Linked DNA regions of Homo sapiens: all the other regions are linked to region 3. The links are chromatin contacts, found by Hi-C in ENCODE. All regions are on one chromosome and are shown on one strand. The core of a region is the stretch at or near the end of the contact, and the rest is flanking DNA. Distances in the headings are between cores, read along the strand shown.

Region 1 (3,153 bases), core at 559-3,058, 610 kb before region 3:
GGTGACATGGCAAAATCCCCATCTCTACAAAAACAAAAATTAGCCAGGTGTGGTGGTGGGGCCTTGTAGGCCCAGCCACTCCGGAGTCAGAAGTGGGAGGACTGCTTGAGCCAAGGGGGTTGAGGCTGCAGTGAGCTGTGATCACGCCACTGCACTCCAGCCTCGGAAACAAAAGATCCTGTCTCAAAAATAAAGAGGGCCGGGTACGGTGGCTCAAGACCGTAATCCCAGCACTTTGGGAGGCCGAGGTGGGAGGATCACCTGAGGTCAGGAGTTCGAGAGCAGCCTGGCCAATATGGCGAAACCCCGTCTCTACTAAAAATACAAAAATTAGCTGGGCATGGTGGCGCGTGCCTGTAGTACCAGCTACTCGGGAGGCTGAGGCAGGAGAATCACTTGAACCCGAGAGGGGGAAGTTACAGGGAGCCGAGATTGCACCACTGCACTCCAGCCTGGGCGACATACCAAGACCCTGTCTCAAAAAATAAGCAAATAAAATAATAAAGTGAAGTAAAAAGGGGTTGTCAGGGTGGGCCCTAAATTCTGCTTGGCGTCTGTGTAGAAGGGGAAATGTGGGCACAGACGTGATGCAAGGAGGACAAGGTGACGCTTCCACAAGCCAAGGAACCTGGAGGATACTGGCCACCACTAGGAACTGGGAGATTCCCCTCGGCCTCAGAAGGATTCGGCCCCACCCACACCTTCATCTAGGATTTCTGGCCTCCAGAACTGTAGAGAATGTTTCTGATATTTAAGCCACCTGGCCTGTGGAATTTTGACAGCCACTCTGGGCAAACTAGCAGGGACTCCATCTTTCCCCGCAGAAGGGAATCTCTTAAGACCCAGGAGAACACCCCCCTCTCACTCCTCCTACCCCCACCTGGGATTTCCAGCCCGGGGCCATATAACAATGCTAGACCCATGCTACTCTTGGCAGCTGGGGAAACGCTTTGGGTGGGGCTGGCCCACCTGCCCTGTAAGTACAGCCTGGGCCCACAGGGAACAAAGAGCAGAGTCTGGGAGGGACCCAAGCTTAAGTGGACTCGGCAGGTGGGAAGGGTGGTGCCCGCCAGGAGAACTTGACCTTGAGCTGCCCGTGGACAATGCACTCTTGTGTTTGAGGAGGGTGGCGCCAGGCTGGGGACACAGAGGAGACCTTGGGCGCCCGGGGAGGGGAAAGTGCGGCGCTGCGGGTGCCCCGGGCTGCGGGAAGCGCCGCTGGCTTCCCTAGCCCCACTCACTGATGGAGAAGGTGCCGGGCTCTTCCCGGACGACTCTGCAGCGCTCCAGCAGCAGGGCTCCGACGGGCTGGAGGAGACACGGGCGCCGGGACGGGGCAGTGAGCACCCGGCCTCCGAGGGGCCCAGCCTGGGACCCGCCCGCGCGCCCGGGACGCCCCTACCTCGGCCTCGTCTGTCCGAAAGTAGAAGAGGAAATTCACCACCAGCTTCACCAGCCGCCGCTTCAGCACTGCGGGCACAGCGCGCACTCAGGGGCGCAGGCAGCCCCCGCCCGGACCCCGGCCTCCCGTCCCCGGCGCCCCGACCCGGACTCCGGCCTCCGGCACCCCCGCCCAGACCCCGGCCCCGGCCTCCCGCCCCTGGCACTGTCTCGGTCTCCCGGGTCCCGCTCACCGCTGCCCTTCTTGGGGCCCCTCATGCCCAGCTCGGCCGCCATCTCGGCCGGCTGCCGGGACAGAGCCTGCAGCTCCTTCTCGTTGTACCGCATGGCTCCGCGGGGAACGGGAACCCGGGCCGCGCCCTCCCGGCCGCCGTCCCCGCTCAGGCTGGGGCCGGCGCCAAAAATGTCTCAGGGCGCAGACACGGAAGCACCCCCAGGGCTAGTGCGCCTGCGCACCTTGGGCCAGCCATGCCGCCCGCCTCCGCTGCGTGGCGCTGGCGACCCGTGGCTGCTGGCGTGGGCGGGGTACCGGTTGGTAGGAGAGACGGACCGTTGTTACATAACCATTAAACTGAAATAAACCGGACCAAGGTGGAACAGAATCAAGGCACCCCAGCGATGGCTGGCACCCCTTTCTAGAGCGGCCAGGCGCAGGCGGAGGGAGCGATAACGTCGCCCGGAGAGTGTCAGCCGCTCCCTCGCGAAAGTTGGCCCCGTGCGGCCGCAGCGGACCGAGGGTTCGTTGAGAGCGTTGTGCGCACGCGCAGTTTGCCTTCCAGGCCGCGCTTTCAGCCTCTCCCCCTCCAGCCTTTTCCTTCGCGCCTCGGGACCCTCTGACTCACGCCGCTGGGCGGGCCAGGCATGCGCACACCAGAGGGCCCGTCTCATTTGCCCCGGAAGTGCTTTCTTTGCCCGCCGTTCGCCAAACGAAGTCGTGGAGGTGGCGAAACGAGGAGGAGATAACGCGGCCTTGGGCTCTGGTGAGGAGTAGAGGCGGTTGAGGGCGGCGGCCGACGCGGACCGGGGGTTCCCTGGGGGACAGCGGACGTAGGAGAGAGGCGCTTGCGACAGGCCGCGGGCCGAGGGTGGGGCGGCGGCGTCGCTCCCCTCCCTCCTCCCGTGAGCGTCCGGCCTTGTGCATCCTGAGGCCCCGCGCTGGGCGGGCCTGGAGGGTCGGGCCCGCCAGGAACTCTATTTCCAAACTCCTGTTGGGAGGCCGCGCGCGGGGCCTCACGCCTGTAATCTCACTGCTCAGGGAGGCCTTGGCGGGAGGATCGCTTGAGGCCAGGAGTTCGAGACCAGCCTGGACAACACACCGAGACCCCCATCTCTACAAAAAATTTTAAAAAATTAGCCAGGAGTGGTGGTTGTACCTGTAGGCCCAGCTACTCGAGAGGATCGCTTGAGCTCGGAATGTCGAGGCTGCAGTGAGCCATGATCCCACCACTGCACTCCAGCCTGGGCAACATAGCGAGACCCCATCACTGCAAAAAAAAAAAAAAAAAAAATTAGCCGGGCGTGGTTGGTGACGCGCGCCTGTAGTCCCAGCTACTCTGGAGGCTGAAGCGGGAAGATCGCTTGAGTCCAGGAGGTCGAGGCTGCAGTGAGTTGTGATTGTGCCGTTGCACTCCAGCCTGGACAACAGAGCAAGACCCTGTTTGACAAAATAAAAAAGAAACAACCAAGATTCGTTGGGGTCGAATCGGGATCGCGGCTGAAATGGTTTCGGCCGCCTTCCTTGTAGCCGAGAAC
Region 2 (3,121 bases), core at 345-2,844, 660 kb after region 3:
CACATCAATTTTAGAACATATCCATCAACCCCCCAAAATAAAGTCCATTCCAGTCACTCCTGATCCCCCTCTCCCAGCCCTTGGCAACCACTAATCCACTTCCTGTCTCTATGGATTTGCTTATCTGGACATTTCGTATCAATGGAATCACTCACTATGTGGTCTTTTGTATCTGGCTTCTTTCACTGGGCATGATGCTTTCGAGGTTCATCCAATCTGTAGCCTGTGTCCGAGCCTCATTGCCTCATATTGCAAAACACCGTGTCATTGTATGAATGGAGCATTTTCCCTTCATCTGTGGATGTACATTTGGGTTGTGTGCACTTTGTGGATGTTATGAATAAAGCTGCTATGCACATAGGTGTGTGAGTTTTTGCGTGGATGTTACATGTTTGTTTCTCTTGGGTAGATACCTAGGAGTGTTACTGCTGTGTCATGTGGCAATTCTATGTTTAACCTTTTTTTTTTTTTTTTTTTTTTTGAGACTGAGTCTTGCCCTGTTGCCTAGGCTGGAGTACAATGGTGCGATCTTGGCTCACTGCAACCTTTGCCTCCCGGGTTCAAGCAATTCTCCTGCCTCAGTCTCCCCAGTAGCTGGGATTACAGGCGCCTGCCACGATGCTTGGCTAATTTTTCGTATTTTTAGTAGAGACGGGGTTTCACTATGTTGGCCAGGCTGGTCTCGAACTCCTGACCTCAGGTGATCCACCCACCTCCACCTCCCAAAGTGCTGTGATTACAGGCGTGAGCCACCGCGCCCGGCCCATAATTTTTTTAAAAACCTGTTTTTTGTTTTTTTTTTCAAGACGTAGTGTTGCTCTGTCACCCTGGCTGAAGTGCAGTGGCGCAATCTCGGCTCATTGCAACCTCTGCCTCCTGGGTTCAAGGGATTCTTCTGCCTCAACCTCCCGAGTAGCTGGGATTAACTCCGTACCTCAGGTGATCCGCCCGCCTCGGCCTCCCAAAGTGCCGGGATTACAGGCTTGAGCCACCGCACCTGGCCTAAAAACCTGTTTTGTTCCCTGCTGTCTCACTGGGGCCTGGAGGAGCAGCACTTAGGAGCGCAATGCAGGTTTGTTGAATAAATTAATGACTCTCAGCAGTGACGTTTGTACGTTCGGGACACGCACCTGGTGTTGGGTCCCATCTGCGCTCATTAGGCGCGACGTCAATGCCGCACTGAGGTGTGCCTGGCTTCGATCTACCCTAGGAAGGGTCTGCCCTGGGGCGCCCCATTCCGCGACTGTCCCCAGTGGGAACCACGCCCTCCATCTACCAGAGCCATTTCTGCAACGTCTAGCACCCCGCGGGTCCTCTTCCGGCCGCGGTTGCCCTGGGCAACGCGTGGAGCCGCGCTTCCTGTATTGATTTGAATCGCGGGAGACGTCACGTCCTCCCGAGATGCCCAACGCGCGCAGGCGCAGCCACTCGGAGTGGGCAGGGCCTGGCTGGGTGTTGGGCAGGGCCTGGCGGTGTGTGGGGTAGGCGGGGGGCGTGGCCGCGATTAGCCGCGCGCGGCGTGGGGGCGTGGTCGGGTTGCGGGGGTGCGCGCGGCCGGCCGGGCGCGCGCGGCGGAGGGAGGGAGCCGGGAGGCAGCGGAGGAGCGACCGCCGCCATATTAGGGACCGCGGAGCCCGGGATCCCGTCAGCGGCGGCCGCGGCCGGGCCTGCGGGAGCTGCGGAGGCCGGAGGCGGGCGCTGTGCGGTGCCAGGAGAGGCGGGGTCGGCGGGAGCCAGCGAGCCACGGGAGCGAGCCAGGTGAGGCGGCCGGGGTCGGGGACCCGCCCCCCGGGCCCTAGGCGGCGGAGCTTGACTGCGACCCCCCAAAACCGGGACGGCGGGGCGGGCTGCGACCCCCACCCCAGCTCAGGCCCCTCCAGGAGCCCCCAGTCCCCTCGAATGCCGCCTCCCAGGCCGAACTAGGCCCGGGTGACCTCAGCATCCGCGTCTCCCGAGTTAACACCCAAATCCCAGCGTCCCCCCCACGTCGGGGCCTGCCGTGACCCCCACCCCGAGCCACCTGTAAGTCGTGACCTCCCCGCAGCCGCCGTCAGCGTCCACCATTCTTTTTAAAATAGGCTGAGCCCTGCACCCCCAACCAGGGGACCCCACTGCGCACCCCTAGAACAGCAGACCCCGCCTCCTAACCCGGGTGATTTCTCCCTGGCCTGTCATCCCCGGGACTTCCCAGTTCAGACCCTCCCAGCTTGGGTCCTGCCCACACGAAGCCGCCCCCCATCGCTGAGCCTGTGGTGTGCGATGGCTCGCCCAGGCCGCAACCAGCCCCTCGCCCCAGTAAAATGCAGTCCCAGCCCGGGACACCCGGAAACCTGTGTCTGTGGTCACTGTTGTGTCCACCAGTCCCCGCAGGCACGGGTTGAGTGCATGGATGTCCCCGTCTCACCTCATCTCGCTGATTTCTGCTCCCCCACCCTCCCAGCGTGCCCCCTACCAGCCCCCATTCCCCCGAAATCCAGCTCTCCCACCAAAGCCTCAGACGAGCTATCCGTGCACAAGCCCCTCCCTCCTCCGAACTGAACCTCCGTCCTGCGTCCTGCCCCGTGTCTTCTCCAAACGCAAGCCTGGCCATCTCGGATCCCCAGAATATGGAGTGTGCCCCCCATTCAGAGCCGTTTTACCCCTACTCAAACCTGTGACACCCCCTCCCCCTCTTCCACCGTCCAGACCTGTCTCCACCCCACGTCCTGAGACCCCCGATATGCAGATGTTCAGCCTAAATCTGTTTTGTCTTTTCCCCTGTTTTCTCCACCCCAAACTCATCCTCTGGTTCAGGGCGTCTCTCTGGTTCCGATTCCCCCGCCCCGCCCCAGTCTACCGGGCGATGACCTCATGCCTCTCCGTGGTGAGGCCCCCACCCCAACCTATGTGCTTTGAAGGAGGGTGATTTACCTAAGGGAAAACCATCCACCAAGGACACACACCACCAGCATGAGGGCAGCCTGCGGGGACTTTGAAGTGAAGGCGGAGTGGTCTCTCTCGGGGTGGGGGTGGGGATAGAAGCTGACGGCATCACCTAGGTTTGGTCCCCGGAGTGGATGTGTCGGGGGCCGTCTGTCATGCGGAATTCCGCGTGGGCCTCCTCCTGTGTCAGGGGCCCGTG
Region 3 (3,101 bases), core at 279-2,778:
GTGGAGTGCAGTGGCGCGATCTCGGCTCACTGCAACCTCTGCCTCCCGGGTTCACGCCATTCTCCCGCCTCAGCCTCCCGAGTAGCTGGGACTACAGGCACCCGCCACCAGGCCTGGCTAATTTTTTTGTATTTTTTAGTAGAGACGGGGTTTCACCGTGTTAGCCAGGATGGTCTCGATCTCCTGACCTCGTGATCCGCCCGCCTCGGCCTCCCAAAGTGCTGGGATTACAGGCGTGAGCCACCGTGCCCGGCCTCAAGCGATTCTCTTGCCTCAGCCTCCCTAGCTGGGATTACAGGTGCGCGCCACCACGCCCGGCTAATTTTGTATTTTTAGTAGAGACAGGGTTTTGCCATGTTGGGCAGGCTGGTCTTGAACTCCTGACCTCAGGTGATCCGCCCGCCTCGGCCTCCCAAAGTGCTGGGATTACAGGCGTGAGCCACAGCGCCCGGCCAGCTTTTCAATCTTCCAAATTTTGGGGGGATGTACTTAAAAAAATGATCTGAAAACATTTTCCTTAGAGTTTAAAATATGAACTTGAGAGTTTTTTTGTTTTTTAATATGGAGTCTCACTCTGTCGCCCAGGCTAGACTGCAGTGGGGCGATCTCGGGTCACTACAACCTCCACCTCTCGGGTTCAAGCAATTCTCCTGCCCCAGCATCCCCAGTAGCTGAGATTACAGGCGCCCGGCACCACGCCGGGCTGATTTCTGTATTTTTAGTAGAGAAAGGGTTTCACCATATTGGCCACGATGGTCTCAAACTCCTGAACTCAGATGATCCGTCCACCTCGGTCTCCCAAAGTGCTGGGATTACAGGCGTGAGCCACTGCGCCCAGCCAAATGTGAGGGTTTTAATGAACATCTCATATCTTCTGGTTGATTTGAGCAAAGCTCCTGCCCCCTGCCAGGCTTTGGGTTCGGCCTCCCCCAGACCGGGTCTCCGGATTCGCAGCCCCCTGGGCGGGGTCTCCATGTCGCCCGCAGCGCGATGACGTCACGTCTGCGGGTCCCGCCCCCACGTAGGTCTCGGCCCTTCGGACCCGGCGCCCAGCCCCCGTTCGCCCTGCCAGGCCCGGGCCGCCCGCTTGCATCCACCTCCTGTCCGGACAAGGGGTCGCCTCGTGAGGAAACTAGTCTGGAGTTCCCACGCCCGTCCCGGAGGAGGACGCGGGCGGGGCGCCCGAACTGCGGGGAGAGGGCGATTCCGCCCCGGGCTGAAACCAGTTCGCCCAGAAGCCAGTGTCCCCGCAGGGCGGGACAGCCACGCGTGTTCGCAACGCTCCCGTCACTCACCGGCAGGGGGTGGGCCCTAGGGAACTACCCAGTCAGGACGGGCGGGGGCGGGGCCGAGACAAGTATCCAATGAGGGACGCCCAATCGGAATCCGGGGAACTGCCCAATTTACAGCGCCAGGGGACGGACTGGGGAATTCTCCAATCAGAGTCGCCGACGTTGGCAGCACTGTCCAATCAGAAGCGCGGCTTCCCGAGCTCTGTCTAATCAGGCCCCTGGGACGGGACGCCTCTGTCCTAGCCGTGAGTGCCCCGCCTGCCCCTAGCGGTCCCTGGCGTCCCGGTTCCTGTCGCGCTCACCTGCGCCGGTAGCGAAGAAATCGCCCCGGGACATGGTGAGTGTGGCGCAGGAGAGGATCCCGGTGCGGGGCAGCAGGAACCGGCGACCGCCCGAGACCGCGGCTTGGGGGGAGCTGAGGGACGCGGGGGGCGGCCCCGGCGAGGGCGGCGCAGGACGGGAGCCTGGGCCCCGGGGGTCCCGCCCGGCCCCGCCTCCCGCGCTGAGGTCGCGGCTAGGGCGCTCCGAGCTCCGGGTCCCCGCCCGCCTCTGGCCCCAAGGCTGCAGAGCGGGGAGCGGCGCCCGGAGCCCGACTCCGTCCCCGTCGTCCCGGGGTCCCCGCGTCCCTGCGCTCCCGACCCCCCACGCCCCGCCCGGGGCCGCGACGCCTCGGAGCGTTTCGCTGCGGCTTCGGGACCCCCGGGCCGCGGGAGGCAGAGTCGCCCGAGACCCCGAGGTGCGGTCCAGGCTCCCCCGGGACCCGCCCTGGGGCCGACGCCGCGGTGCCTCCTGGGGTGCGGGTCCCTGGTCGGTGCCGCCTCCGCTCGCGCTCCCGCGGCTCAGCTCCTTGGAGGCCCCGCGCCTCCGGCCGCGGTCTCTGGGGGACCCTGGGTTCCTCCCGGGACAGCCCGGGAGCGGTGGGGCCTCGGCGGGGGCGGAGACGCCCCCACCTGCAAAGGCAGCCCCTGGGGCGTGCGAGGTTTCCTCCCCTGAGTCCCGGTTTTCCTTCTTGAGGACTTCTTGTCCCCTCTGACCCCAAGATGCCTGGGGTAGGTAAGGGGAAAAAAAACAAGGGTTCCTGGTCCCTGGGCTCTCACACACAAGGAAGAAAAGTAACTGAAAAGACTAGAGAAACAAGGGAGAGCGAGGACCCCAAAAGCAAACGCACGCAGACCCACAGCGGGGACGCCCGGGAGGCTGGTGCATTAGTGTCCTCGGACTGCTGTAGCAACTGACTGCAAACGAGGGGGCTAAAACCACGGAAATATATTCTTTCACGGTTCCCTAGAAAGTGTGGATTTGAAGACGTTTCTCAGTTCTGTTTTGAGTACTAGCAATGGGATTCCTTGCTGAGGCAACACCTGAGTTGGGGGTGGGAGGGCGTCCGTCGTGGTAGCCTGGCCAGACTTGACCCCTCCCTGGGTTTGTCACTGTGAAAAGATTTTCCTTTTTTCGAGTCAGCAGTTTTTAGGAAGTGAAACGTACATTTAATTAGTAGAAGTTGGAAGATAAAATATTTCCAGGCCGGGCGCGGTGGCTCAAGCCTGTCATCCCAGCACTGTGACAGGCCGAGGGGAGCAGATTACTTGAGGTCAGGAGTTGGGGACCAGCCTGGCCAACATGGAGAAACCCCGTCTCTGCTAGAAATACAAAAATTAGCTGGGCGTGGTGGCGGGTGCCTGTAGTCCCAGCTACTCGGGAGGCTGAGGCGGGAAAATCACTTGAACGCAGAAGGCGGAGGTTGCGGTGAGCTGAGAACGCGCCATTGCACTCCAGCCTGGGTGACAGAGCGAGACTCCGTCTCAAAAA
Region 4 (3,025 bases), core at 266-2,765, 570 kb before region 3:
GAGGCCAGGGACGCTGCTCAGCGCCCTGCAGTGCCCAGGGCGGCCCCAAATGTCAACCGCAGGAGTTAATTTCTGCCTCAACACCTGAATAGCGAATGCTCGTAGCAGAGATGCAACAACAGCCTTCTGGTGCAGTACGAAATCTCGAAAGACAGGCAGGCGCGGTGGCTCACGCCTGTTAATCCCCAAACTTTGGGAGGTCGAGGCAGGCGGATCACCTGAGGTCAGGAGTTCCAGACCAGCCTTGCCAACATGGTGAAACCCCATCTCTACTAAAAATACAAAAATTAGCCGGGCGTGGTGGCGGGCACCTGTAATCCCAGCTCCTCAGGAGGCTGAAGCAGGAGAATCGCTTGAACCTGGGAGGCGGAGGTTGCAGCGAGCCGAGATTGCGCCACTGCACTCCAGCCTGGGTGACAGCCAGGCCCGGTCGCAAACAAAACAAAATTAAAACCATGAAAGGAATCAGGATTTGCCAGGAGTAGCATTTTTGCTTGGTAAGAACAAAATTTTGTTTATACATGAAATAAAAAATATTTTATTAAACCTCACTGCAAAGTGGCAACTTTTTGCTAAATTCATAATTTAGTCTACACACAAGCTATGTACCCGTATGTGACTGCCAAGAGTTATATCTTTGCTTATTAAAAGCAAAGTGCAGTTCATACCTGAGATTTTTTTTCTGGATTTAACCAGGAGGGGAAATATTTTTGCTAGGTAAGTCCACATTTTACCTCACAGGCGAAACAGTTTACCGAACTTGACCACCAAAGAAATCGTTTTTTCCTTGGGAGATCCACATTTTAGTTCATACATGAGATGTGTTTCTGAATTTTAACTGCCAGGAGTAGTGTTTTTCCTTAGGGTAAGTTTCAGTTTCCACAGGAAAAATCTGAATTTATCTGCAAGGAGTAAAATTTTTGCTTAAGTCCAAATTGTACACGAAATATTTTACTAAATTTGAATATCTTTAACATTGGAAGTTCTTTTTTTTTAAACACTGGAAGCATTTTAAGAACTGCAAGACCAAATTTAAAAAAATAAAACCAGTAATATCATCGATGATTACCAGGTGTTACTGGAAATAATTCTGGCGCGGTTGGACAACCCCCCAAGCACCCGGGGGCCTACCCAGGGGAGGGGTCCCGCTGCGTGAAGGGACCCTAGGGAGGGCGACGTGGACCACGACAGACAAACGGGCACTCGAAGACCCCCGAAAATCGGCCCCAGCGAGCCGCCCCCGCCCCCAAGGCACGATTGTGGGGGCGGGGACGGCTCGGGGCGCGCGCAGCGCGTACCCGGCGCCACGGCAGCCCCGCCCCCAGAAGGACGCGCGCAGGAGGGGGCGTGGCCCGAGGCTCACCAACCAATCTCCAGAGAGCCTCTTCCTTTCCCTTTCCCTTTCACCAATCAGGCGCTGGGAGGGGCGGGCGCGACTTTTTTTCCCGGCGGCCCCGCGGCTCTGCCCCTCGTGCGGTCGCGTTCCCGGCGGCGCGGGGGGCGTGGCCTGGGCGCAGCATCTATAAAGGCGGGCGGCGGCAGAGGCGCCATTTTGCGAACGGCGAGCAGCGGCGGCGGCGCGGAGAGACGCAGCGGAGGTTTTCCTGGTTTCGGACCCCAGCGGCCGGATGGTGAAATCCTCCCTGCAGCGGATCCTCAATAGCCACTGCTTCGCCAGAGAGAAGGAAGGGGATAAACCCAGCGCCACCATCCACGCCAGCCGCACCATGCCGCTCCTAAGCCTGCACAGCCGCGGCGGCAGCAGCAGTGAGAGGTAAGTGCCCCGCCCCCGTCCGAAGCTTCCAGAAGCGCCGGCCGCGCAGGCCTGCGGGGGGCCGTCCTCGGGGCGCCAGATAGGTCCCCGGCGCGCGAGATCCGCCCCTTTGTCAAGGCCAGAATCGCGCCGGGGACGAGGTAGGCGCAGGGCGGGCCTGGAGGTCCCCCCCGGCCTTAGCAGTGCTCTCGGGGGAGTCGGGTTTGGGGGGCAAGGGTGCGGAGTTGGATTTGGGGGGCACCGTCCGGGGCGCCTGATTTGCGGGAGGGGCATGGGTCGGAGGTCGGATTTGGGCGCAGGACGGGGAGTCGGGGGAGGCGTGTGTCTTTTGCGGGGTTCGCGGGATGGGACTCGGCTTCGGAGGAGGGGAGAGGCTTCTGGTCGAGGGTTGGATTTGCGGGGCGCAGACTGGGAATTCGGTTTGGAGGAAGGGTGTGCGGTCGGGTCGGATTTGGGAGGCGCAGGATGGGGCAATCTGGTTGGGGGCGGGGTCGGCCTTGGGGGGCTGGTCCGCGGACAGGCAGGGCCCGCGGGGCTGGTGAATCTGCACTTTTCGGTCCCGGCCGTCGAGCGTGCGCTGCGGGAGCGGGGAGCGCTTTGCGGTGGACGAGCTCCCGCGGGTCCCTGTTGCCTCGATGTGGCCCCTGCACGCGACGGACCTCGTGGGCCCCGTTTTTCGCCCCTGAGCGAGTCGGTCTGGATGGCCCGGGACGCGCCGGGCGAGGCCGCGCACGTAGACGGCACCCAGGGCTTCTCCGCGGGGGCCGCCGGGGAGCTGGGGGTGGCGCACTCCGACAGCCCGGCAGCGCCCTGGGAAGACCCCCGCCGCTTCCCGGGAAGACGCGTCCCGCTTCCGGGGGCGCGGGTGCCAGCTGCGGTTGTGGGGGAGCCCGCGGGGTCTCGGTCGAGCTTTCCCGACTGCGTCCCCCGAGGTGGGCGTCGCTCAGCCCCGGATCGGGAGGTTGGGCCGCGGTGCTGGCGGTGCCGCGGTTTGGGGGCCGTGCAAAATGGAGGCAACTTTGGGGCCTGTTTACCCTGCGCAGCAAATGGCTGCTGGCGCTGCCGGCTGCGCGATTGTGAAAATCTCCCCCGGGGCGCGAGGCCGCGTCTGCCTGGATGACGCAACCGGGAGGGCCCGGGCCTGGAGCGGGGGCGGGGGGGCGGGCGGCCGGGAGCCGGAGCGGGGCGCGTCCTCCATGAGGTCAGGCTAGGCCCGCCCGGTCTTCGCGGGGACAAGCAAGAGTCCCAGAT

Evidence for each region. A loop is a pair of places that touch in the nucleus more often than their neighbours do. Pooled maps may share reads with other maps.
Region 1: a loop to region 3 is called in a pooled map, with 6 times the contacts of the local background. The contact joins the promoter of PLEKHJ1 here to the promoter of ZNF555 in region 3. A Hi-C loop is called at or near these places in 1 of 168 maps with a recorded cell type or tissue (breast epithelium) and 6 of 50 pooled maps.
Region 2: a map of naive thymus-derived CD4-positive, alpha-beta T cell shows a loop between it and region 3 (21-fold over the local background). The contact joins the promoter of FZR1 here to the promoter of ZNF555 in region 3. A Hi-C loop is called at or near these places in 1 of 168 maps with a recorded cell type or tissue (naive thymus-derived CD4-positive, alpha-beta T cell) and 8 of 50 pooled maps.
Region 4: a pooled map shows a loop between it and region 3 (7-fold over the local background). The contact joins the promoter of OAZ1 here to the promoter of ZNF555 in region 3. A Hi-C loop is called at or near these places in 5 of 50 pooled maps.

The regions. Positions count from the first base shown.
Region 1 is chr19:2,234,521-2,237,673 of GRCh38, forward strand. It overlaps PLEKHJ1 (pleckstrin homology domain containing J1), which reads right to left and starts at 1,809. Exons shown (of 6, transcript NM_018049.3): 1 at 1,635-1,809; 2 at 1,403-1,470; 3 at 1,242-1,308. The coding sequence starts at 1,728. SF3A2 (splicing factor 3a subunit 2) reads left to right here and starts at 2,304. Exons shown (of 9, transcript NM_007165.5): 1 at 2,304-2,381. It overlaps MIR6789 (microRNA 6789), which reads right to left and starts at 1,406; the gene lies at 1,309-1,406. RefSeq lists enhancers at 34-613, 616-1,224, 1,833-2,441, 2,020-2,069 and silencers at 1,250-1,879, 2,490-2,589.
Region 2 is chr19:3,504,717-3,507,837 of GRCh38, forward strand. It overlaps FZR1 (fizzy and cell division cycle 20 related 1), which reads left to right and starts at 1,595. Exons shown (of 14, transcript NM_016263.4): 1 at 1,595-1,758. RefSeq lists enhancers at 970-1,019, 1,070-1,329, 2,140-2,349 and a silencer at 1,650-1,799.
Region 3 is chr19:2,839,947-2,843,047 of GRCh38, forward strand. It overlaps ZNF555 (zinc finger protein 555), which reads left to right and starts at 1,529. Exons shown (of 4, transcript NM_152791.5): 1 at 1,529-1,629. The coding sequence starts at 1,627. RefSeq lists silencers at 990-1,099, 1,110-1,299, 1,520-1,819, 1,860-1,909.
Region 4 is chr19:2,267,971-2,270,995 of GRCh38, forward strand. OAZ1 (ornithine decarboxylase antizyme 1) reads left to right here and starts at 1,516. Exons shown (of 5, transcript NM_004152.3): 1 at 1,516-1,774. The coding sequence starts at 1,629. It overlaps LOC105372240 (a long non-coding RNA gene), which reads right to left and starts at 1,283. Exons shown (of 2, transcript XR_936242.3): 1 at 1,132-1,283; 2 at 523-902. RefSeq lists silencers at 1,083-1,572, 2,538-2,597, 2,808-3,007, 3,018-3,025 and an enhancer at 1,215-1,829.